Regions from separate parts of the Mus musculus genome. Here region 2 is linked to region 1. The links are chromatin loops, found by intact Hi-C in ENCODE. Cell type or tissue: heart. All regions are shown on one strand. Links, peaks and the distances in the headings refer to the core of each region. The heading gives the core; the rest is flanking DNA.

What was found. A loop is a pair of places that touch in the nucleus more often than their neighbours do. Peaks named below come from ENCODE experiments on the same cell type or tissue, not always from the same donor. Only the 100,000 strongest peaks of a DNase experiment are listed, where the experiment ranks them.
Region 2: a loop joins it to region 1, with 2.4 times the contacts of the local background. A loop is called at or near these places in 7 of 42 quality-filtered maps.

What each region holds. Positions count from the first base shown.
Region 1 is chr4:151,846,128-151,857,461 of GRCm38, reverse strand. All of the region lies in intron 1 of Camta1 (calmodulin binding transcription activator 1), which reads left to right. It overlaps Gm42357 (a long non-coding RNA gene), which reads right to left. Exons shown (of 3, transcript XR_881602.3): 2 at 2,479-2,591. Among named protein-coding and RNA genes, the nearest start is that of 9230110K08Rik, 9.9 kb to the left of the region's middle. In heart, for the core only: CTCF peaks have their summits at 3,290 (motif pointing right), 4,036 (motif pointing right) and 6,088; no DNase peak of the experiment used is centred there; H3K27ac peaks cover 786 bases.
Region 2 is chr4:151,329,824-151,341,157 of GRCm38, reverse strand. All of the region lies in intron 5 of Camta1 (calmodulin binding transcription activator 1), which reads left to right. Among named protein-coding and RNA genes, the nearest start is that of Gm45960, 110 kb to the right of the region's middle. In heart, for the core only: CTCF peaks have their summits at 5,620 (motif pointing left) and 9,952 (motif pointing left); no DNase peak of the experiment used is centred there; H3K27ac peaks cover 306 bases; H3K27me3 peaks cover 2,327 bases.

The DNA.
Region 1 (11,334 bases), core at 2,116-10,115:
GGTGTAGGGTGGTGAACGGGGGAGGAGGGTGTTCTGGGAGGGGCGTTTAGCAGCTCTCCACAACACCACACTGCAGGTATGTGTATGCTTGTGTGCACGTACAAGAAATTAGAGTTCACTCTTAGTCTGACTGTCTAGATGTAACTTTGAGGTCATTTTTATATATGATAGATTGGGATGTTAGTAAACGTGAGACCAGCAGCATTGATTACTGGGTAGCCTATGCATGGTATCCAGTGTCAGATATGTTTTTACATAAGTGCTGCAGAAAAACCTTCTTGTCTTTCCTGTGGTTCATGTTCTCAGGGATTAGGCAAAACGACTCGTGTTTTGCTGTTGAGTTATCTAAATCTAATGTTTAAGTGTGGCCACCACTCCAAGGCCAGAGCCAGGTATACTCACTAGTTTATCATGTGTCTTTTAATTCTTTATGCTGTTTAATAGTACTGACATTTATATTTTTCTTTTCTATTTTGATAAAGCCTGATTGTTTTGAGTCCAGGTGAGGTATACGTCGCAGTGTTGACGCTGGTCAGAGTTAACCTGAAGTGTGCTCCTTCTCTTCGTCTCTGAAGCCAGGTTTCCTCTCCACAGTGACTGGTAGAAGCTCGTCCTGTAGCCTTCACTCCTGTGGAAACCCTTAGTCTATGGGTGGCTGTCTCCTTTGTCCCCTGGTTGTTTGTTTTGTGGTGGCAGGTTGACAATGTATCTTTTGCATTTTTGTCCTGTGGGTGGTCTTCAATACTGTGTGTCTTACAGAACCATCAGACTTGGCTTATTCTGAGTAACTCAGGCTCTATCTCCTTTTCCTTCTCTACCTGTTGGATAGGTAGGTGGCATGGGATCACTGTCCCAGCGAGGGGACAGTGGCATTTCTAATTGGAGTCCTAGTGAAATGCTGGTCCTTCAGGTTTGCGAGCCTCCCCCTGTAGGATTTTGGGGATTTGTTTTTGCTGCATTTCTCTGGCTTCTCTCTCTCTCTCTCTCTCTGGTTTGATTGCAGTGCGATTCTTCAGGTACAGTTAACAATCCTCTGCCTCGCCTTGTGCTGTGGTGCAGGCTGATGTATGTAGTGAGGGTAGGGGTGTTCTGGTTCTGAGTCTTTGTCCATCTTGCTTTAGGAAGGGGTGCCTAGTTCCCTTCCCCCTTCCCTCCATTCCTCTCTCTCTCCCTTCCTTCTTCCCTCCCTCCCTCCTTCCCTCCCTATGTTTTACTCAGGTTTAGGGACAAAATTGTTCAGACACAGTCATATTTTCTTTTAAATGCCATCATGAGTGTAGTACTCAGTTGTCCTGTGAGTGTTAGAATTGTCGTTAGAAGATGGGGTGGTCAGCCACCCTGTAGTATTTGTCATACATGAGAAGGTGCATATACAATGAGCACAGCCTGTACTACTCTCCATAGTAAATGTTGTCCATCAGTGTGTTTAGACACTATGTTCATGTTCTCTTTCTCTGACTAGAGCATCATAACTTGTAGAATGCTATCTATGGTCTCCTGTAAAAACTGGTAATGTTTCTTGAACATTTTTAAAATCTCATTATTCTTGATTTAAAAAGAAATACTACACACTCCAGTGCAGAGAGGCCCAGCCAGTCACATTAATCCCACTTTACACACCCCCACACCCATTCTCTCTCACTCATACTCTCTTTTTCACACCCACATCCACACACCCACTCTCAAACTCAACTCTCTCTTTCACACACACACACTCACACTCACTTGCTCACTCGCTCGCTCGCTCACTCACTCACTCAGAGGAATGCTCTTAATTTTTCAGATGGTTGACATAGCATAAAGATGGAAGGACCGAGGTATCTTTAGTTTTACGGGCTCTTAGGTGTTCATTCCATTGGTCTGCTCATTTTCTGATGTGGTTGCATGTTTTTTAAAGTGCGTAAGTCCTTTGCTATTTTGGAAAAGTGCAGTAACTTTTTCCCCCCTTTAGATTTAGCTGGGCCTTTCAAGTCATGAGATGTCCCTTCCTGAAACTGTTAGCAAAGGGTGACTTTGAAGGAGGTGTTGGCCTGGACTGTCTTCTTCCCTCTGCTTTCTGCAGGGTAGCTTTGCATGCACAGTGCCGTGCTTTGAAAGAAATGCCAAGCATGGCAGTCCTTGGAGACAAAGTAAGTCACGTTATGCTGTTATGCTGTGCTTCCTCATGCCAACCGAAACACCTCTTTAACTCCTCCCCTAAATACAGAAACAGTAAATGTAGCGAAATAATCTCCAACAAGGCAGCAGGCCATCCTGAAGGCTAGTTCTGATGACTCTTGTGAGTTTAGTCACTAGCTTGGGCTGGGCCACAGTTGGTACCTTTGGTATGTATTCTAAGGGGCATTTTGCATCCTTTCTGAGAGTCTCTCTTCCATTTTTCCTTATCAGTTACTACAAGGTAACACCTGCCAAGCAGCTTATTTTTTCCTTTTTATTCCTACTTAGTAGTTTGAAGAAATACAGGCAATGGTTACTTACTGTGTCCTCTCAGGAGTTCTGAATATGTTTGAGAATTGTGTGGTGACTTCCATGAAAGTGCAGGCCACCACGACTCTTTGGCCACGTCACTGGACACTTGTTAAACCTAGAATCTGTTGGGATGGAGAAGCCAGATATGTGATCCTGTGTAACTTGCATCAGTGAGACTTGTGTGTGTGATGGCAGAGCTATGTGCAGATGCTTCCAGACGCACTCTTCCTTTCTATCACCATCTTTGTCCCTTCATGTTGGTCGGCTGGCCTTGACTACTCTATGTGCTTGCGGATGACCTTGAACTTCTACCTGCCAGCCAGGTTCGGGGTTACAGACATGTGCCTCCATTTTTGGTTTAGAGGTGCTCATTCTACTGATCCTCTCCCCTCCACTCCTTGTTTCTAGCTTTTAAACATATATTTTAGTTTTCTTTCATCAGGGTTGCTTGAGACTGTCAAGAATTATTTCTGAAGGCATGTGAGTAAAGGCAGGGATTTCTGTCTTTGTAAATCTTAGTCCCTTTCTGAAGGGTCTATGTCCCCTCTTGGTTTTTGGGAATCATAAGAGATTCTTAGGAAGTGAAGTGATAAAATCAGCCATCAGCGATTGGGACAGCCTGACAGAACAGTGGAATGCCAACTCGCTATTCACCACAAAGTTGTTGATGGCCTTGGTGAGCCTAAAATGTGTTTTCCTTCCCTTCATTTAGAAAGTACTTGAGATAAAATAGTTTTTAGTGAAGAAACTGTAGTTTGGTGGAAGTTTAGCAGAATGGAACATTTCAAAACTAGATTCAAGATAAGAATTTTTATTATGAATCCACAAGGGGGTAGTGGTGTTCTATCAAAGGTGCTGGTGGAAGCTGAGGTGATCGCCAGCATTCCAGATCTGTAGATAAAACTGGCGTGTTTGCATTTTAACTTAATAAGATCTCCTTTTCAAAATGTTTATTGGCAGAATTGTTTATTGCTTAAATTAAAAAAAATCCATTTTGGTGAATGTCTATTTTAAGCTGTGGAAATGGTTATTTGTACCATAGCACAGATAGTGAGACTGTCCTTGTAGTCCTGTGTTGGGAGAGGTCACAAAGGCTCTGAGACCACTGATGGTTTCTAAGATTGTAATAATCTTAACCTTAGGGATCAACAACTGTGGCTTAAGTGTCTTGAATAGAAGGATTTAAAAAATTGTGTCTAAACTTTATTCTTAGTGTTCTGCCAAAAGATGAAAACTGTGAACAATCTTACTCCTAGATGCTTTAATACTTCTGAATGAATCAAAACTTTGTGTTAATAGATTGCTTGCATTGTAACATAAAAGTATCCTTTCCCTAATATAAAAATCCAAGTTGTTCTGGAGGCCTGTGAGTCTTACCTGCTTGTTTAGAATTACTTATGATCAGGTGTAGTGTGGCAGAGCCAGCTATTCTTGTTGCTGTTGTGTGCTCTTTGTAAGTATAGGCCAATGGTGGGAGAAAGGTGTTAGTTTTTTTTTTTAATTTATTTTTTAAATTTTTAAGATTTATTTTATAAGTACACTGTAGCTATCTTCAGACACACCAGAAGAGGGCATTGGATCCCATTACAGATGGCTGTGAGCCACCATGTGGTTGCTGGGAATTGAACTCAGGACCTCTGGAAGAGCAGTCAGTGCTCTTAACTGCTGAGCCATCATCTCTCCAGCCCTGGGAGAAAGGTTTTTTTTTTTTTTTTTTTTTTTTTTAACAGCTTATTTTATTATTTGTGTGTTTTGTGTGACTCTGTGTGAGCTCTTGATTGTGGATGCTGGGAGCCCAACTCTGGTCTTCTAGAAGAACAGCACGTTCTCTTCAACTGCTAAGCCATTTCTTCAGTCCCAAGTGGAGAACAGTTTTATGATGGACCCCACCCCCACCCCCGGACATCCCCACACTCCTAAATCTTTATAAAGTGCAAGTATTAACTCTAACCACCTGAAATAGTTGGGCCATTCACAAGCAGTGCTGATTTGTGCCTCATGCATTGCCTGTTTCTCATTTCTGGGCTAGCAAAGGTTTTTCTGTTACCTCACCTTTCTTCATTCGTTCTGAGCAAGGAGGGGCTGACTTACGTCCTTTCTTCACTAAGTGACTTTGAGTTAACATCCCTAAAGACAGGTGCACACTTTCTTGTGTCCTTCAGCTCTGAGAGTTGAGCTATGACGTCAGCATTTTCATTCATGAATTTTGTGCTTCCATTTTTTTCTTTGTGTTTTTGAATTGGCATATTCACATATCAGTTTGCCATCAGTCAGTTCATAAGTCAACCATGAAAGATAAAACAAGAGATGAAGCACTACAGTTGTTAGATAATGCTGTAGTTGCTCCTGCTGGTTGGTCTGCAGCAATTCAGTTTGGGCAAGGTTGCTGGCCAGACAGCTTGAGGTCTAAAGCAGTAGTTTTAATTAGGTTCTGATTTTTGTGTTGAGCTGTGTTGTGAACATATTGATACAAAATTTGTGTTTTTGCTATAAGGTTAGAGTGCTATGCCATGTTTCCTTTGTTACAGAGAATATTTATTGTGTCATTTGCTGAATTGGAGGATTCTGCTTCATTTCACAGAGGCAGGCTGGGCTCAGATCTGCTGCTGTTGCAGAGCATGTGGGCTACTCTGAGCATTTGGTTACTCTTGAAGTATTTCAAATATCTTGATTATTTTATGGTTTTAACATTTCTGGTTTTGATATACTGTTGTTGTGGAAGGCATAACATCCCGAGTTAGAGTCAGATTTCATTTCTCTGGATTGTACCCTCATGTAGCTATGGGATGGAGCTTCTCCTCCAGGGAGGTTGCTGTTTGAAATCTGACCCAGTGAAGACAGTCTTGAAGGACTCTCACTTGAATTTTTCTCTGTAGGGCCAACACAGAGGCTGGGCGTCTGGCTTCTGGCATTGTTCAAGCCTATGTTTGATGAATGGTTAGCTCTAAACAAGTTAATTTTCCTTGCTTTCTTGTGGGGGGTGCGGGGGGGGGCTTTACTGATTTTCTGACTATTTAATTGGCAAGGACATTTAAAAATAGCATATGTTACTTCTAGGCTGTGCCATTTATAGCTCAGTTCATGGTTAGAGTGGATGATAAAACTATAGTCATTGCAGTTGATACCTCTTTCTTAAACTGTGTGTGTGTGTGTATGTGTGTGTGCGTGCGCACTCACTATGAGATGAACTAAGGACTTTGCCAATGTATCTTACTCTGGAATTTTTTTAATACTAAGCTTCATTTTGTGTGTTCATGTGTAAATCCTATTTACAGCTCACAGCTTTTTAGAGATCCTCTAGAGGTACAGAGCTCTGAAAGGTACAAAGTTTTATGTTCAATATTTTGTTTTGGGGGCCAGCTAGATGGCTTAGTGAATAAGGGCTTGTCACCAAACTTTCTACCAAACATGGTAGAAAGAGAACTGACCTCCTCGGCAAGTTTTGCTCTGACCTCCACATGTCTCCCCCACCATACAAATGAAAATGATTACACAGGGAGCCCAGAAGTTAGCTTCTGGTGTGGTGCCTTCCAGCTCTTTGAGACATTCAGCCTGGAGCTAATTGCGTACAGTGGCAGGCCACAAAGCCCCAGGGATCCATCTGAGTCAACCCCCCAGTGGTGGAAATGTGCTGGTGCACCCAGTTTTTACATGGGTGCAAAAGCACTTTACTGATTAAGCTGTTTTCCCAGACCCTGGGGGCAGCATTTTAAGCCATGTGACATCTCAGATACATTTCCTTATATCCTTATGATGGAACTTTATATGTTTTGAGTGGTCTGATGGTAACAGATGAGTGACTTCTCTGGGAGCTAGGTTTTGTTTTTTTGTTTCTTTATTTTGGTACATGTACTAAGGGGAAGAAAGCAGTTAGCTTCTGGATATGCATTTGAAGGCACACATTTCAGTTGTTATTTTTCCTAAGAGATAAATAGTTTTGATAATTATTTAAATATTTAGAATTATGGCATTGTGTATTCACATGTGCATGTGACTGTATGTGTTTACATATAGTACATGTAAAAATTCATTGTGTAGGTACAAGTTTTCCCCTTGAAGGGCTGGGTATAGGATGCAGGGCTTTGTGGAAGCTACCACTCAACTATTAGTAATGTTGAAGACAGGAATCATTTTTATTATATTTAAAGTTTGCTCTTACATTTAAAAAAATTGATTCATGTGTTTTGGTGTTTTTCTTGGATGTATGTTGTATACCACTCTGTGTCAGAAGTATTGGTTCCCTAGAACTGAGTTACAGAGAATTGAGAATACCATGTGGGTGTTAGGAGTCAAACCTGGGTCCTCTGGAAAAGCAGCCAGTGCTCTGAGCCACTGAGCATCTTCTCAAGCCCTGGGGATTTAGTTTTCAATGATTATACTTTTAATTATGTGTGTGTACATGAGTGAATGAGAGTGAGTACCATGCCTTTGCAGGTCCCAGGAAGGTGTTGGAACTTCCTGGAGGTGGATGGTGGTTGTGAGCTACTGACATGGGTGCCGGGAACTGATCTCTATAGAGTCCTGGAAGAACAGTGTGTGCTCTTAACTGTTGAGACATCTCTTCAGCCCCAGGTTTTGTTTTTGGTTATGATTTAACATTATGTGGTAGGGGAGACATAGGAAGGTGAGAGGAGTCTGTTCTCTCCTCCATGTGGATTTCAGGGATCAACCTCAGGTTCCGTCAGGCTTGGTGGCTAAGCCATCTTGCTGATCCCAAGAAGGGACTGTTTACTTTGTTAAGACTTTGTAATTTTCAAAACTGTGTCCCTCCGTAGGATGTCTGAAAAGTTGGGGGCTTCAATGATTAGGTTTTACATATTGGAGATGTCTCTTGGCATCAGCATTCTTGTCCTTTCCTTCCCTGAATCAAGCAGTGATAAGCTAATCTGCTGACTTCTAATAAGCCCCCGTGGTTCCTGGGTAGGGCTGCTTCTTCCCCTTAGTAGAGGGGTGACCTTGGACTAAGGAGCTCCACCAGCAGGGTGCTCCTGACTTTGATGCTACTTTTGGGGCCAGAGGTAGAAGCCTCTCTCTTTGGCCTCCTTATCTCTTGTCCTTATCAGACAATTCCCATGCATCCATTTGTTATTTTTGACTCTGGCTCCTCTCCCCATCTTGCCTTTCCCAGACCTCAGCTCTGTGTCATGAGTTAGTTGGTAATGATTGTAAGGAGATTGTTCAGATGGATAAAGTGCTGTCCTAGAAATGACCTCTGAAAGTTCTCCCCATTCTTCCTCAGGATGGTACGGGAGTGAAGGTGGATAGATGCAGTTTACTTTGCAGCTCCCTTGCTGATACTGGCTGCTCTGTGGGACTTCTTTTTTCCTTTGAAGTTCTTATACCAGGTCAAGAATAAATATGTAGGCTTACACCTTGACAGGGGAGTTTGAAGTATAGCCTCTGAGGTACCTCCTTTATGCTTGCTGTACATAGAAATGCCCCCTCTGTCTAAAGAAAGTTAAAAAAAAATTGTTAAGGTTTTTACTGAAGATTTTCAATACAGAAACAGTCTTCTTAGGTATCCTCTGTGGTGGATTTAAAGCCTTTATTTAGGTATGAATGAGGGTTTATACTTTTAGAAAGTAGACTTAAATACTTAAAGACTTAAATATATGACTGCAGTTGAAAAAGTATTATTTGCTGACCCCAGACATGTGTGTTCAAGATAGTATTTATATTCATTTAGCTGTGTTTTTTGGAGTTGATTAATATAAGCGTTATTAAAATGTATTGATTGCCAGTAATTCAGTAAACACAGACTCTCCTATTAAACTTGTTGTGGGTTGGGGAGTTGCTGTGGTCTGCTGCAGTCAATAGTATAGCATCTTTGCTTAGACACAATCCCTGGGCTGTGCCAGGTCGTGCGTTGTGGGACGTTTTGAACATAATTCATGTTTTGAGTTTCTTTTGTACTTAACGATACAGGAGGAGAAGTTCAAGTTCCTGGTGTTCCTGTAAATATTCTTTGCCTTGTCCCATCTCTGCTGTTAGGAAATATGCTGGCTGAGTCTTTTGCTTTGACACAGCTTCAGAGGCGGTTTCTTGCTCATTTAATTTTATTGATGGAGGCTGTTGTGCTATAACATCGAGGGGTGGCGAGTGGGCACTCAGAGCTTTTAAGGACTTGTGTTTCTTCCTAGGGGTCCTCCAGAAATTGATCATCGATTACTTGACCAAATTTAGAGCCCAGAATTTACTGCAGGCATTTTGGGTGGGAAGAGACTTGTGTTTTCTGTACCAGTCACATTATCCTACGTGTAAGCCATTGCTGCTTGTGCAGGTGCCCTCTGATGGCAAGTGTGGTACTGAGATGGCCTCTCAGCCTGAGCAAACACCGTGATGACTCTCGTCTGTCCTCTTGGTCTGTTCCTCTGGCCTCTGTAGTTATGCCATATCGTTACCTGCTCTGGTGCTTCAGTTGCGGTGCCTGCTCGATGCTGTTTTCTGCATATTTTGCCAGGCCTGCCCTGCAGAGGTTCATTTGATGAAGGAGCAGAGATAGAACTGGTGATTCAGTAAAATAATAAAAACTTAGGATCTTTCTGAATGGTTTTAATGCACAGTATGGGGTGCTGCCACTACCTTGTGTGTTCAGAGATTACTACAACAGTAAATTGTGTATTGGGTATGTTGTAGCACCACTGACAGAAGAGAAGGCCATGGTGAGGTCTCATTCTGGGCTAGTCAGCCAGGTCTGCAGAGTGTTTCTAGACTAGCTCTACATAGTGGAATCTTGTTTCAGAAAGAATAAATGCATTTTGGGTTGCAAGAGCCTGGCCACATAGGCCAGGTTCAGTGGGGGCAGTTCTAGTACTAAGGCTTCTGGGACACCGTAAAGCAGCAAGACTCTGGGACTGCCCTTGGTATATCTACACTAGAAGCTTTTTCTAGGGACACTTGGGCTGAGCTGGGATCCCATTTTCCATGCCAAAGCTCTTCTCTCTTCTGTTGCCTATTAGTTTTCTAGCAAGGAGGCCTTCTTCGTTTCTTAGCTTAAGTTAAATGCGGCTGTTGTCTGCTGTGGCCACCAGTCATGGCTCGAGCATGTCTTGACTCTAGTGCTCATCATTATCTGACTTCACCTTTGATGGCTCAGGAGGTACAGAAAATTAAGACAGAGTTGGACTGAATCTTGTTTTGTGTCCAAACACCAGGTTTTTGTCTTGGTGGAGGTGGGCTAAGATGAGTGATGACATAGAGGGGCTAAGCAGAGAAGAGATTGTGCCTTTGTAGCAGGGGTCATGGCATCTTAAACTGGCTCCATCAAGTAGTGTAAATGATACTGTGCCGCTTACTGTGCCTCCAAGCCTGACCACCTGAGTTTGATCCTTTGAACCTACATGGTAAAAGGAGAGAACTGACTCCTGAAGTTATCTAACCTCCACAACAGAGGTGCACACACAAACAAACAAATGTCATAGAAAATGTTTATTGTAGCTACAGATGGGAGGCTGAAGGTATTGGTCAGCTGTCCTTGGTGTATGAGAAATAAATCATTTCTGGATGTGTGACTGTCCAGAGCGTGCGCTTTGACTGTGTAAAGTGGGTGCCCAGGGTACGGTGGTTTGTGTGCTTTCTGCCTTGTGGGCGTTCCCAGCTATGTCAGACATTTTTTGGGGGATGGGTGTCACTGTCAGCTGAGGTCTCATAGTTCATATTTTTGTGTGGACTTCATTTCCTTTCCCCTGGTTATGGACAATCAGCTTAGTGGTTGAAGTTTTGCATCCTTAGGTAAACTTGGAAGACATGGGCTAGAGAGAAGACTCAGTAGTTAAGAGTGCTTTCTGGTTTTGCTCTTACAGAGGGCTTGAGTTCAGTTCCCAGTACCCACATTCCAGCTCTGGGCAATCTGTAGGTGACTGCATTCATTTGTATAAGCTACACACATATGCACCTAATTAAAGATAATAAATATAAATTCTAGAAACAGTGGAAGGCAGTGCCCTGAGAATGGGTATGGGAGGAGGAACCCAGATGTGTTTGTGCCTGTGGCCACTTGTGTGCACCTCATTGGGCACCTCTCCTTCCTGTCCCCTGATCTCTCTTTTTCTTCTTCTTCATGATTTCTCATAGAATTATAGAAAGTACATTGAAGACTTTGAAAGAACTGTTTGGAAGACTAAAGGGTGGAGAGCCTTCGAACTTTCCACACCTACAGGGGATTAGCAATCGGTGTTTCATAGTGATGACCTTGAGTAGATAGTGTGCAGGGAGCATTGCTCAGCATTGTGCTCTCCCCAACCAAAGGAGGAGGTAAAGGAATCGATTCTCTGTGTGTGTCATATCTCTCTCTCTCTCTCTCTCTCTCTCTCTCTCTCTCTCTCTCTCTCTCTCTCTCTCTCTCTCGGAGCTGAGGCTGACCTAGAAGTCTGTGTGTATATAGCTGAGGCTGGCATTGAACTTCTGGTCCTTCTGCCTTTACTTCCCAGCGTGCTGGGATTACAAGTGTCACTACCCACAGCTTGATTTCTTTTTTAAAAATAGCATTATTAAGATAGATTTTATACATCACATATACCCTGTGACCATTTTTGTTACAGTTGTGCAGCTGTCTCCAAATCCACAGCGTTCTCATTACTCCAGAAAGAAAACCTGCTAAAATCAAATCACACTGCAAAAATGTATGAAAATGTCATAATGAAATGGATTATTTTGTACAATTAATGCACAAATAAAATTTTGTATGTTTTAGGAGGCATCCCCCATTCTTCCCTTAACTTGAGCAGTTACTAATCTGCTTCCTGTCTTGATGGGTTTGCTGGTTTGGACACCTCATAGCTGTGGATTTATGGTATCGTGTTGTGTGACTGATGATGCTCTGAAGTTCATGTCTCTTTACCCCTTTTTGGGGTGCCAAATCCTGTA
Region 2 (11,334 bases), core at 2,185-10,184, 520 kb after region 1:
CCGGTTGTCATAGTCCTCTTTGAGGCGTGTCGTAGTCACATTCTCCAGGACAGGAACCTGGTCTGGAGTTGATTCTAATGCCTACCGTTCTCAGTTATGAGATTTACCAGGGGTTTTTGAATCTGCTTAACCTTACCAGTTCCTTGTCGGCTGACGTGGTTCTACTTGCCATACAGCCGACGTTACACAGAGATGTTTTTAATGAGTGTCGGGGATCTGACGTCACGCCCTCACACTTAGACAGCGAGAGGTTCACTCACTGAGCTATCTGCCTGGCACCTTTCTTGCCAGCGTTCTTCTCCGAGCAGACACAAGCCCTTTGTTCTATATGTGGCTCGCAAGGAGGCCCTCCTTGGAAGAAGAACATTGGTAAGAAAGGTCCCTAGCTTGTCACCTCACCTTCACACTCATCTGCAATGTGTCTCATAGGACAGGTGACCTTAATTCAATAAGGTCAAGTTTCTCAATGCTTTGGTGGTGGTGGGGTAGTGGTGGTAGTGGTGGGTGGTGGTGGTTGGGGCTTTTCTGTTTTTGTTTGTGACTGGCCAATATCAAAACAAGGGTTGCTTCAGCCAGAACACAAAAGTTCTATGTGGTTTTTTGCTAGTGTACAGTTTTAAGTCTATCTGTGACTTGCCTAACGATTGTATTTGCTTATGGTGTGAGTATCAATTGAGGATTTTTTTTCTCTCTCTCCTTAATGTGGATATCCAATTTCTCAAGCAGTATGAACTGAAGTGACCGTCTTCTGTCCACAGAGTTGCCTCTGCACTCGCATTGAAAATCGATTGACTGTATGGGTGAGGTTCTATTTCAGGCCTCCTTTATTGGTATCTGTCTCTTTGCCAGGTGCACATTGTCTTGATTACTGTAGCTTGATTCCGAAAAACCAGGTAGGGTGTGTCTCGCAGCTTCATTCTTTGTCCTAATTGTTTTGGCAAGTCTCCCTCCTTTGCCTTTCTGGGTAAATTTAAAAATTCATTTGTTAATTCCTACAGAAAGCATGTCCTGCTGGGATTCTGATCAGAACTGCATTGTGTCTATAGACTGTCTGATCTGGGGGATGCTCACGGGTGCTGACAGCTCGTGGCTACCCAGGCTCCCATAAGTCAGCCCGGTGCCTGGCTCTCCTTCCTGGTCTCTGATCTCTTTCATCAGCCCTTCACAGTTTCCAGAACACGGATCCTGCCCGCATCTTGTTAGATTACATCTGAACATTCTTTTCAGGCTGTGATGCTGTCACAACCCCCACCCCACCCCCCCAGCGGCGCATGGATGCTCCTCAGAAGGCAATTGCTTCTTGCTCTTGTACAAGGACCTGAGTTCTGAGATTAGGGTGCCCCATTCCTGCTGCCTGCTCCCTCCCTGCTCACCCTGGAACTATGTCCTTGGTCTCCAGAGTGCGTTCTGGGAACTAGGTCACTGGGCTACAGTCCCAGACAGACTCTGAGTCACCTTGAAGGAGTGAGTCACTAGCTCTGTAGTTTTCCTCTCCCTGAAATGAGAACTGAGTCACCTGCTCTCTTCTCAGTCTAGGAACACTGGAGCTGGTGACAAGGGCTGCACAGGCCTCGAGCTCCTGCTGGAATAGCTGAAGCTTGAAGAGGCACCGCTGTCCAATCCAGGCGCTGTTATGATCTGCTCGTGGGAGAAGTAGATGCAGGGGAGTGGGCAGAAGATGAGTCAGGAGGCATTAACCCAGCGGGCTGCCCCCCGCCACACACACACACACACACACACATATACACAGTGTCTCCTCAGACCCAGGCTTGGCTTGTTTCCTTCCTCCAACCCCAACTTTCTCTTCTACCCACTGGAACCAGCCTGAGCTTTGTCTGTGTGCGCACACAGCTGCCACAGGGAACCTGTCGGTCTCTCAGGCCATTGCCACCCTGTCCTTATGGGGGTTGGTTGGTTGTCCCATATTCTAAACTAGAGAGAACAAGGAACTCTGATTTACTCTGTGGCAGACACGGGACCCATCAGATGCCTTTGTGGGGACAGAGCCAAGTCACACAGTAGCTCCCTCCAGGTCTCTCGCTCTCCCTCCCCCTCCTGGCCTCAGGTCTGCAGTTAGTCAGGTCTGCAGCAAGCACAAATCGGGCCAGGCCAGTGGGCTATAGTATGAAGAGGGGTGATCAAACGCTGATGGAGAGTCGGGGACACAAGCATTAATTCAAAACTAGAAAAGAATCAAAGGGCAAAACACATCACAGAAACCTTAGAGTGGTCTGCCCTCAGAGTTCCTGCCAGACTCCACTGGTAGGAAATGTCTCCAAGCATTTTCTAGAACCGACAATCTCTATGTTTTATTCTTACACTTAAAAAGGCCCCGGCACAAAAGGTGCTTAGAGTATCTGATGAGTGAATGAATGAATGAACGAGCAAATGAGTGAATGAATAAATGAACATATGGATGAATAAATGAATGAGTGGGTAAATGAATGGGTGAATGAACGAACGAACGAATGAATGAATGAATGAATGAATGAATGAATGAGTGAGTGTTATATGCCAGGGACTCTGCTAGGAATTTGGGGAAAATAAGAAGCTCACAGCTCAGTGAGGGAAGAAGACACAGAAATAACAGTAACACTTGGTGGAGAAGGAGAGATGGCTCCCAAAGTATGTAGTGAAGACAAGAAAACCAGGGAGGGCTTCCCAGAGGAGGTGACTCTGGGCTTTCAAGGAAGCACATGAACTGGTCAGGGGATGTGAGGGAGTCCTAGGGACAGGAGGATTTGGGAATGTAATGGGGGTCCTGCCAACAGAACCTTACAAGTTCTGCCCATGGTGGCTGTCTGAAGACAAGGACATGACCATGGTCCAGCTCAGCCTGAGATGATAGCCTGGGCTGATCCTCTGTGGGGGGGGAGAGGTTGGAGTTGCCTCCTGCCAGCCGTACCGGCCCCTCTGCTGTTCAGTAACTCCCCCTTGCCACAGGGCCACGCGGATGCTGGCTTATTACATAATGGCCAACAGTGTCACTGGAGGTGTCCCTCGACTCTGGCTTCCGAGGGGACCCTGAAAGCCCTAAGTGCTCCCTCCCTAAACACACAGGTGGGGAGTCTCTGAATTTCACAAATACGACCTCTGTGTGCTTGGTGCCCCCCCCAAAGTCGCACAGGTGGGGCTTGACCTCATACTCTGGCTCTTCTCTGTGAATCACTTGGCCAGGCACCCAGGTTAGCAAAGGGGAGCAAGCTGGCCTCCAGCAAGGACACTGCTTCAGCTACCGCCTTCTGAAGGAGGAGGAACAAGCACCTTGTCCAATGCTCCGAAGGCAATCAGAGCAGTTCCAGGATGGACTGCTCTAAAGGACCTTCCCCATAAGGGGAAGCTCCTAGGAGGGCGTCAGGCCCCTGACTCTGGGCTGCCCCGCCCCCTGTAGTGTTTGGAAAGCAGATGCAAACAGCCACGCCCCCCGCTGGGCTTCTTGCCGTGACCCAGTCACATGTGAGAGAGAAGCAAACGTGTTCCACGCGTGCTTTCCTGGCTTTTCTTTTTCTTAAAACAACAACAAAAAGAACATACTTGCTATTTGTGACTTGTGTAGCGATAATTTAGTGGCTAACAGTAACACTGATCCTAGCATCTTACAGTTCTGAACATCTGAAGTCAAACCCAGTCCCAGTCCCACCCCAACCCCAACCCCCTACATAGACATGCCCAGGGCTTTGTCTCCTGACAATCACAGTTCATCCTGCAGGCTCCTACAGGAGGCTTCGGGAGAGACCCTATTTCCCTCCAGTCTCTGGCTTTGGGGCATCTCTTGGCACACAACCACCTGTATTCAAAGCCACAACTCTGCCTTTCTCTGACCTTCCTCTCATCTCAGCTGCACGCCCCCTCTGACCACAGCCAGAGAAGGGGCTCCGCTTCTAGAACTGCCAGCCTCTGCAGTGTCCCATCTGAGTAACCTTCTGGCTCAGGGCCCCAATCCCAACCCAGCTGCACAGTCCCTTCTGCCACGAATGACATTGAGTTGTGTGTTCCAGAGAGGTACGCACGGACATTTCTGAACGGCCATCCTCCTGCCTATGTTAATGTGCTCATGTGGCTCAAAATCAAAGAGGTACTAAAATGAAAGAGGTGTCCACTGAGCGCTCGCTCGCTTGCACCGGCTTTCTTGCCGCGGCCGGTGTTTCTCTGTACTGATGCACATGGCAGTGCACTGGCGCCTCTGCACACGTCCCATCCGTTTGCTCAGAGCTGTGTCATATTTTTTGGATTTAATGAGCTACTCCAGAGAGTGTCTGCCACTGTTGCAGGGAACTTTTTTGCTACCTCCTCTGATTTTACTTTTTCCAAACTCACAGCGCCATAACTCACTGCTGTTGGTTTTTTTCTATGAGAAATACTATATGTGGAGTGCGCCCGTGCATACATCACTTGCTGCTTGCACAAGTACAGACGCGGGACGCATTCCAGAAATGGGATCGCTGAGGCAGAGGGCAAATGTGCTTGCCGTTTCTAGTTTGGTACAGTTCACCTGTCACTCTCCCTCGTCCTTACGTAACCATTGTTTAGCGGTCTGCCACGGTGACCTTGGCTCTTAGTCTCTCATCACTAATGCGTGGTTGTTGGACCATGCTTCGAATGCAATATTGTTTTAACCTTTTGTGTGTTCATGTGTGCAAGTGTGCACATGCCACAGTGTGGATTTGTGGGTCAGAGGACAACCCTGGGAGTCAGTCCTTGCTTTCTACCTTCAGAGACAAGTCTCTCTTTTGTCATTTGCTGCTGTTGTACATCCGGGTAGCTGACTCTCAAATTTCCAGGAAGTCTCCTGTGTCCACCTCTAGGGATGATGGGATTACAGGCACTTATGTCATGTGGATATTGGGGATTTGAACTCAGGTCCTCATGTTTGAATGGTGAGTCACCAGTCTCAATGTGGTATCCACACTGTCCACTCTTCACCCCACCCCTGAAATGCCCTTTGCCCTCCCTTTCCTGTGCAGATCTGGTCCTTTTTGCTATCTCTGAGAGCTCACCCCCATACCCTTCTTACAGAACATGTACTTAGACACTGGCTTTTGGTGTTCCTTTGCTGTGCTGACCCTCTGGTATCCCCAGAAAGACAGCGTCCACAGCACAAACTTCTCTATCTGTATACATCTCTGGAATGCAGTCTTTCTGCCTCCATCAACACAGAGCTGGAGACAGAAGGTTGTATTCTTGCTGTTGTCCATTAGGCAGGGACCTCTCAGCTGCCAGCTTCTTGGGGACTGTCTTCAGTATTCAATGCTATTTCTAGAGTCTGGCTGAGGGTCCCCTGCAAGAAGCCCAGCTGAGCCCTTTCCTTTGGGGCAATGGGAAAACTACTTATAACACACTTTAAGAAAGTCTTTGCCGAACAAGGAAATTGATATAAGCAATTTCAAGTCTCTAATAGAACCAATCTGCACCGGGAAGCCTCCAGTTAATGACCAGCGTAAAATAAAGGTCTTTTTAGTGTAACAGTAGATTATCCATTACTTTTACAGTTGAGCTGGAATAAAAAATATCAGGAAAGTGAGTGGCAGTGGCGTTGAGCAGTATACCTCAGGTCCTTGTGTTTGTGCGGGGTGAGTCTGGGCTGAAGGCTTGCCTCCCTGCTGGCGCCTCTGCCCTGCCCCCTGCAGGTCACTGGGAGGTACTGCCTCCATAGACTGCATCTGAGATCCCCTTTTCTGCTGCAGCAGGATATCCCGTTTGGGTGACAGTCCATTGGCCTTGGATGTCAGTTTTTTCTGCCCGAGCTTCCTTCGTGTGCTAACCTGTAAATGAGGGTGGCACCAAGCGACCCTTGTGGGTGAGTGGTAGGTTTCTGTGAACGCACTCGAGGCTAGCTCAGCGCCCTTGAGGCAGCGCCAGCCTGGCTCGGTTGAGGGAGGAATGCTGCTGGCTGGGGCAGCACCGTCCCAGCAGTTGAGGGCCAGGCAGGGCTACTGTTCTGTACAGAGCTGCGTGGTGGGACGAGAGGGACCTTGGAAGCTTTTGCTGCTGACGGTGAGTAGTGAGTTGTGCCCTTTGAACTTCAGCTCAGGTTCCAGAGAGGCTGGTAGAGCACAGGAAGAGGTTAGACTATAGGAACACGGGCACCCACTACGGGCAACGCTGGGGTTTCGCAGCCGTGTAGGCTCAATGCCTGCTCTCCCAAGAGACTTTGGGAGAAATCGTAAGTCTCTAGGTTGCTGGAGGATGGGGGATGGGAAGGACCCCATCAAGTCCTCAGGCAGCGGCAAGGAAAGGCATGTGGAAGTCTGGTGACCATGGCTCCAGCACCCCTAACAGGAGCACCAAGTCCAGACAACGGCAGGGAAGGGGGTTGTGTTAGGGCATAGTTTCCACTTTAGGGAACTCAAAGTGCTGTTCTGAGATTGGGGGTGGGGAGGGGAGTGGAGAACAGAAGCTACCATGGAGGTCGAGTGTCCAGCCCAGAGGTGCAGCCAGGATGCGGACAAGACTCTTTTAGTGTGCTCCTGGGAAATGCCCTCACAATAGCCTTTGTTTTGTCTCTGTCGTGGTAAAGTGCTCATGGCCAACACACACACACAGAGGAATGCACACGCTTGCACATACACACATATGTATGCTATACACATACATACTGCAGACACACCACACATGTATGCTGGAGGCTGACTTCTCTGCACTATATACATACATACCACATATGTGAACACACTGTGCACATATACACCACACACACATGAAACACGTGCACATGCTATACATGTACATACCATATATACATCACACACTATACACATATATACAGCACACATCACACACAAGTACAATACATATACACACCATCCACTGGCACACATACACATACTATAGACATACACACCATGCACATGTATATACACTATACTATACACATAAACACACATATATGTCACACACAAATACTACACATACACACCATTCACACACAAACATGTCACACACATGCACAAATACCATATACATACATACATATCACATGCACATACCATAATACAGATACATAATGCACATACAGATAACACAAACACACACAAAGAACCCATACCACATACTATACATCTTCATACTGTGCACACATAGATACTACACACACATATACCACACATACTATACACATACATACAGCATGCATGCACAGACATCACACATACACATATATATCATGTGCATGACACACACATATATCACATGCCACAAGCAAGTTCTTACAGAGGCTAAGCATTTTGTCCAAGGTATAGGAGTTTTGATACCTAATGCTTTTTGTCTTTCAAAGTAGTATGTATGTATGTATGTATGTATGTATGTATGTATGTATGTAAGAATGTATGCGTGCATGCCATGAAGTTCATGTGGAGTTCAGATGACAACTCAGAAGGATTGGCTCTTTCTTTCTACCATGTGGGTTCCAGGGATCAAACTCAGGTTGTCAGTCTTGATGGCAAGCACCATTATCCACAAGCCATCCCACCAGCACCTACTTAGCGTTTATGAAAAAAAATCTCTAAGGGGAAAGAGCAAACTCCCCACCTGGGGTTCCAAGTTCTTCTCCTCTCAGATAAATTGTCAAATGCGTTTAGAGCTTATGGGCCTTCTCTGTTGGCCTGAGAGCCAAGGCCTGGACCTGTTTGAGGGGCACAGGCCACGTAAGCCATGGAGCATGATGAACCCAGTGTGCCAGGTCTATTGGTGGTCAGCCACTGCCTTGAGGCAATGAGCTTTTAAGGGATGGTGACTGGAAGCTTGGTGGTTCAAAGAACAGGGGATCTTGACCTCATAGTCTCTCCTCCTTGCAGAAAAGCATTCAGGTCAAATGGCAGTTGGTTTAAAGTTGAGCTAGGCCCTAACAAAATACCTGGCAAAAGTGGTTTAGGGACAGAGGGGTTATTCAGCTCACAGTTTCAGAAAGTAGCATCCATTGTGCAGGGAAGGCAGGGTGCCAGGAGCTAGGCAGCTGGTCACACCCATTGGAAGACAGGAGAGGAGTGCTGTGCCCAGCCCCCTTCTTAATCCTTCTGGGGTCCCAGTCTCTGGGGTGCTGCCCCCCACATTCAGAGTGGGCCCTCCCTCCTCAGTTAAATCTCTCTGGAAGCATCCTTAAACACGTGCCTAAAGGTGTGCGCCCTAGATGCACGGTTACACTGGGAGCCACCATAAGACAGAACTGGGAGTGGAAAGTTGGGAGTCGCTTGCTCCAAGGCAGCCTGTCAGAAAATAGAAAACCTGTGGGAAGAGGGAGAGCCACAGCCAGGGAAAGTGACCCTGAGAAAACCTGTGGCGAGTGAACTCCCCGTGGCTGAGCAGTGTCAAGGCTGCTTCAGCAAGGTGGCCTAAGCACTTAGATGGTCAGAACCCCGACAGTGGTCAGGAGTCTTCACAGGGCTCAGAGCCTGCTGCATGGCATTGTGGGTAAGCTTTCTGGCTCACAATCCCTGATTCAGCAACACCTTCAGGAAGACCCTGATGAATATTCATGGCCAGCAACTATGGACTGCAGAGCATGTCCATCACAGCTCGCGGTGTAGATCTCCTGACTGGAGAGTCCTTGAGCACGGACCACACAGTGACGTGTCTGTATCAAACATGGCTGCTGTGCACATAGCCCAGGAGGCTGCAAGCCCCTCACGACATCAAAATGCAAGTACCACTGAGACCCCAGGCCGTGGGAACCTGACATGCTCTGCCGGTGGTGTCGCATACTACACGTGAAGGACATTTTCCCAAGATCCCTGGAAGACTCGTGAGTCTCTAGTGTGCATAGCAGGTGTGTGTGCTCACGAGTATGTGCACGCCTTTGAGTATCTCTTTGCAGAGCCGCGTAGATTCCGTGGTGCACAATACTCTCATCACAGTCGGCCTGGATCCCAGGCAGCTGTCTGCTCTGTTCCTTGGGATAACGAGACAGCAGCTGACTCAGAATAGACCCCCACCTCCTTCACTGGCAAAATCACCCAGCTGCATTTGGCAGGGGGCAGGGCAGTGCCTGGGGTAGGTTTTTTTAGACATTTCAAAGCTTCCCCAGGCTCTGTGCACTAGCGTAAGGGCTCAGACACTCCTTGAACACAGTGCCTGGGTGTGACCCAGCCTGACACCCAATGCCATTGTTCAGGAGGCCCACTGGAGCCCTCTGCCTGTCTAGGATACACCACCACTGTGAATGGCTACCATCTTCCATCCACGGAAGCAGTCCTCTGACTATAGGAAAATGTCTGTTTGGGCTGGTGAGATGGCTCAGTGGGTAAGAGCACCTGACTGCTCTTCCGAAGGTCCGGAGTTCAAATCCCAGCAACCACATGGTGGCTCACAACCATCCGTAACGAGATCTGACTCCCTCTTCTGGAGTGTCTGAAGACAGCTACAGTGTACTTACATATAACCAATAAATAAATCTTAAAAAAAAAAAAGAACTAGAATTAAGTTTAATTAATTAAATGACAAACACAATGCCCACTGGAAGGGAACACTTCTCTCTTCCGTGCTGATGGAGAGGACCGAAGCCACCCTTAACAGCAGCCAGCCGTGTGAACTTCATAAGGAGGGGCCAGTTCGAAGAGATTCGTGGTCTGTTGTCAGACTGTGTAAATATGTCTGAAGGGTGAAGGGATGAGCGATTACGATAGAATCCAGACAGCTTTTGGATGTGACCCAAGGAAAACGAGTCTGAGATCCTAGGACCCCTGTGGACCTTCCCAGCCCCTTCCCTGCTTTGCCATCAAAACCTAGAAATCACAAGGCCCTGTAGCACACACGCACATGGGCATGAGCACACACGTACATACACACAGAGATCATAGAAATAAAATATGTGTGGTTGGTAGGCTTTAATGCTCTGCCTGTCTAACTCCAGGTTCCTACTCTCTAGAGCATGGTCTCCCTATAGGCTCCGAGCTTCCCGACATTGGCAGGATATGCCAATGTCCTCAGTTTCCCCATCTGGAAACTAAAACTAGTTCAGTTGTATCTTCAGCGCCCCCTGTTGGCCACTGTGAGGACTAGTCGCTGTGAAATGGTCAGAAGGGAGGACCCGTGCCCGTGCAGGGCCCTGTGTAGACTTTGGATATATTCATGTCTGAGCCCACAGTATACTCCTCGGAACCCGGATTTGAGGAAGTGTGTTTTTCAGGGGTTGACCACCTCAGGGATGATAACTACAAATCAGGATCTTGAGAAAGGGACTCGCGTGGGGTCTGGAGAGAGAGCCAGGGCAAGGCTGCTCTCAGCCCCAGCTACAGCAGCCTGAGTGGTGTGGGCACGCCTGCTTGCATACACCCAGATGGGCACGTTCTGTTGACAATCATCTGGAAGTCTGCCTCAGGTCCCCTCCCCCCCCACCCCCACTCCACCCCCGCCGCCTTTTCCTTTCAGTGAGATGGGAACACCTGGGCATTTTTAGCCACAGTAGCTTTTGTCAATGAATATAAATCTTCCAGTCACCAAAATACTTACTCTGCCTCAGTTTCTTTATCAGCAAAATGGGCTACTACATCTCTTGTCCATCTCCTAGGGGCAAGGTGAGTTAACTGTGAGTTAACTTGAAAAACGTCATAGAACCAGCTGTCTGGTGCTTCTGAGATTCTATATGTGTTCTACATTCATTCGTTCATTCATTCGTCATTCATTCGTTCATTGGTATGTGTCATAGAGGAAAGTGATCTTAAGGTAGAGTACTGTCTCAGTTAGGGTTTTACTGCTGTGAAGAGACACCATGACCAAGGCAATTCTTATAAGGACAACATTTAATTGGGGCTGGCTTATAGGTTCAGAGGTTCAGCCCATATTCATCACGTCAGGAACATGGCAGCATCCAGGCAGACATGGTGCAGGAGTAGCTGAGAGTTCAACATCTTCATCTGAAGACTGCTAGCAGAATACTGACTTCCAGGCAGCTAGGATAAGCCCACATCCACAGTGCCACGCCTACTCCAACAAGACCACACCTTCTAATAGTGCCACTCCCTAAGCAGAGCAAATACAAACCATCACATGATCTAAAGGTAGAGTAGGCACAAGGATAGACAGGCAAACACTTTGAGAGGGCTCTTAGGGTCTCTATTAGTCAAGTGAACTATCCATCCTTCAAGAATTGCCCAATGGCACCTCCTCCTTAAGGCTGCAGGAGGGTCATGGACTGCTTAACAGTACAGTACCAGGTGACAACTTTCAACAGAGGATTTCTCTGCATGCTCAGGGGTGTACAGGACAGTTTTGCATGCTCAGGGAGTGTAAAGTAGGGTCTTGAATGTTTATGAGTTGTACAGTAGGGTCTTGCATGCTTAAGATGGGTGAAGCAGGATCTTGCATGTTCAGGGGTATGCAGTAGGGTCTTGTGTGTTCAGG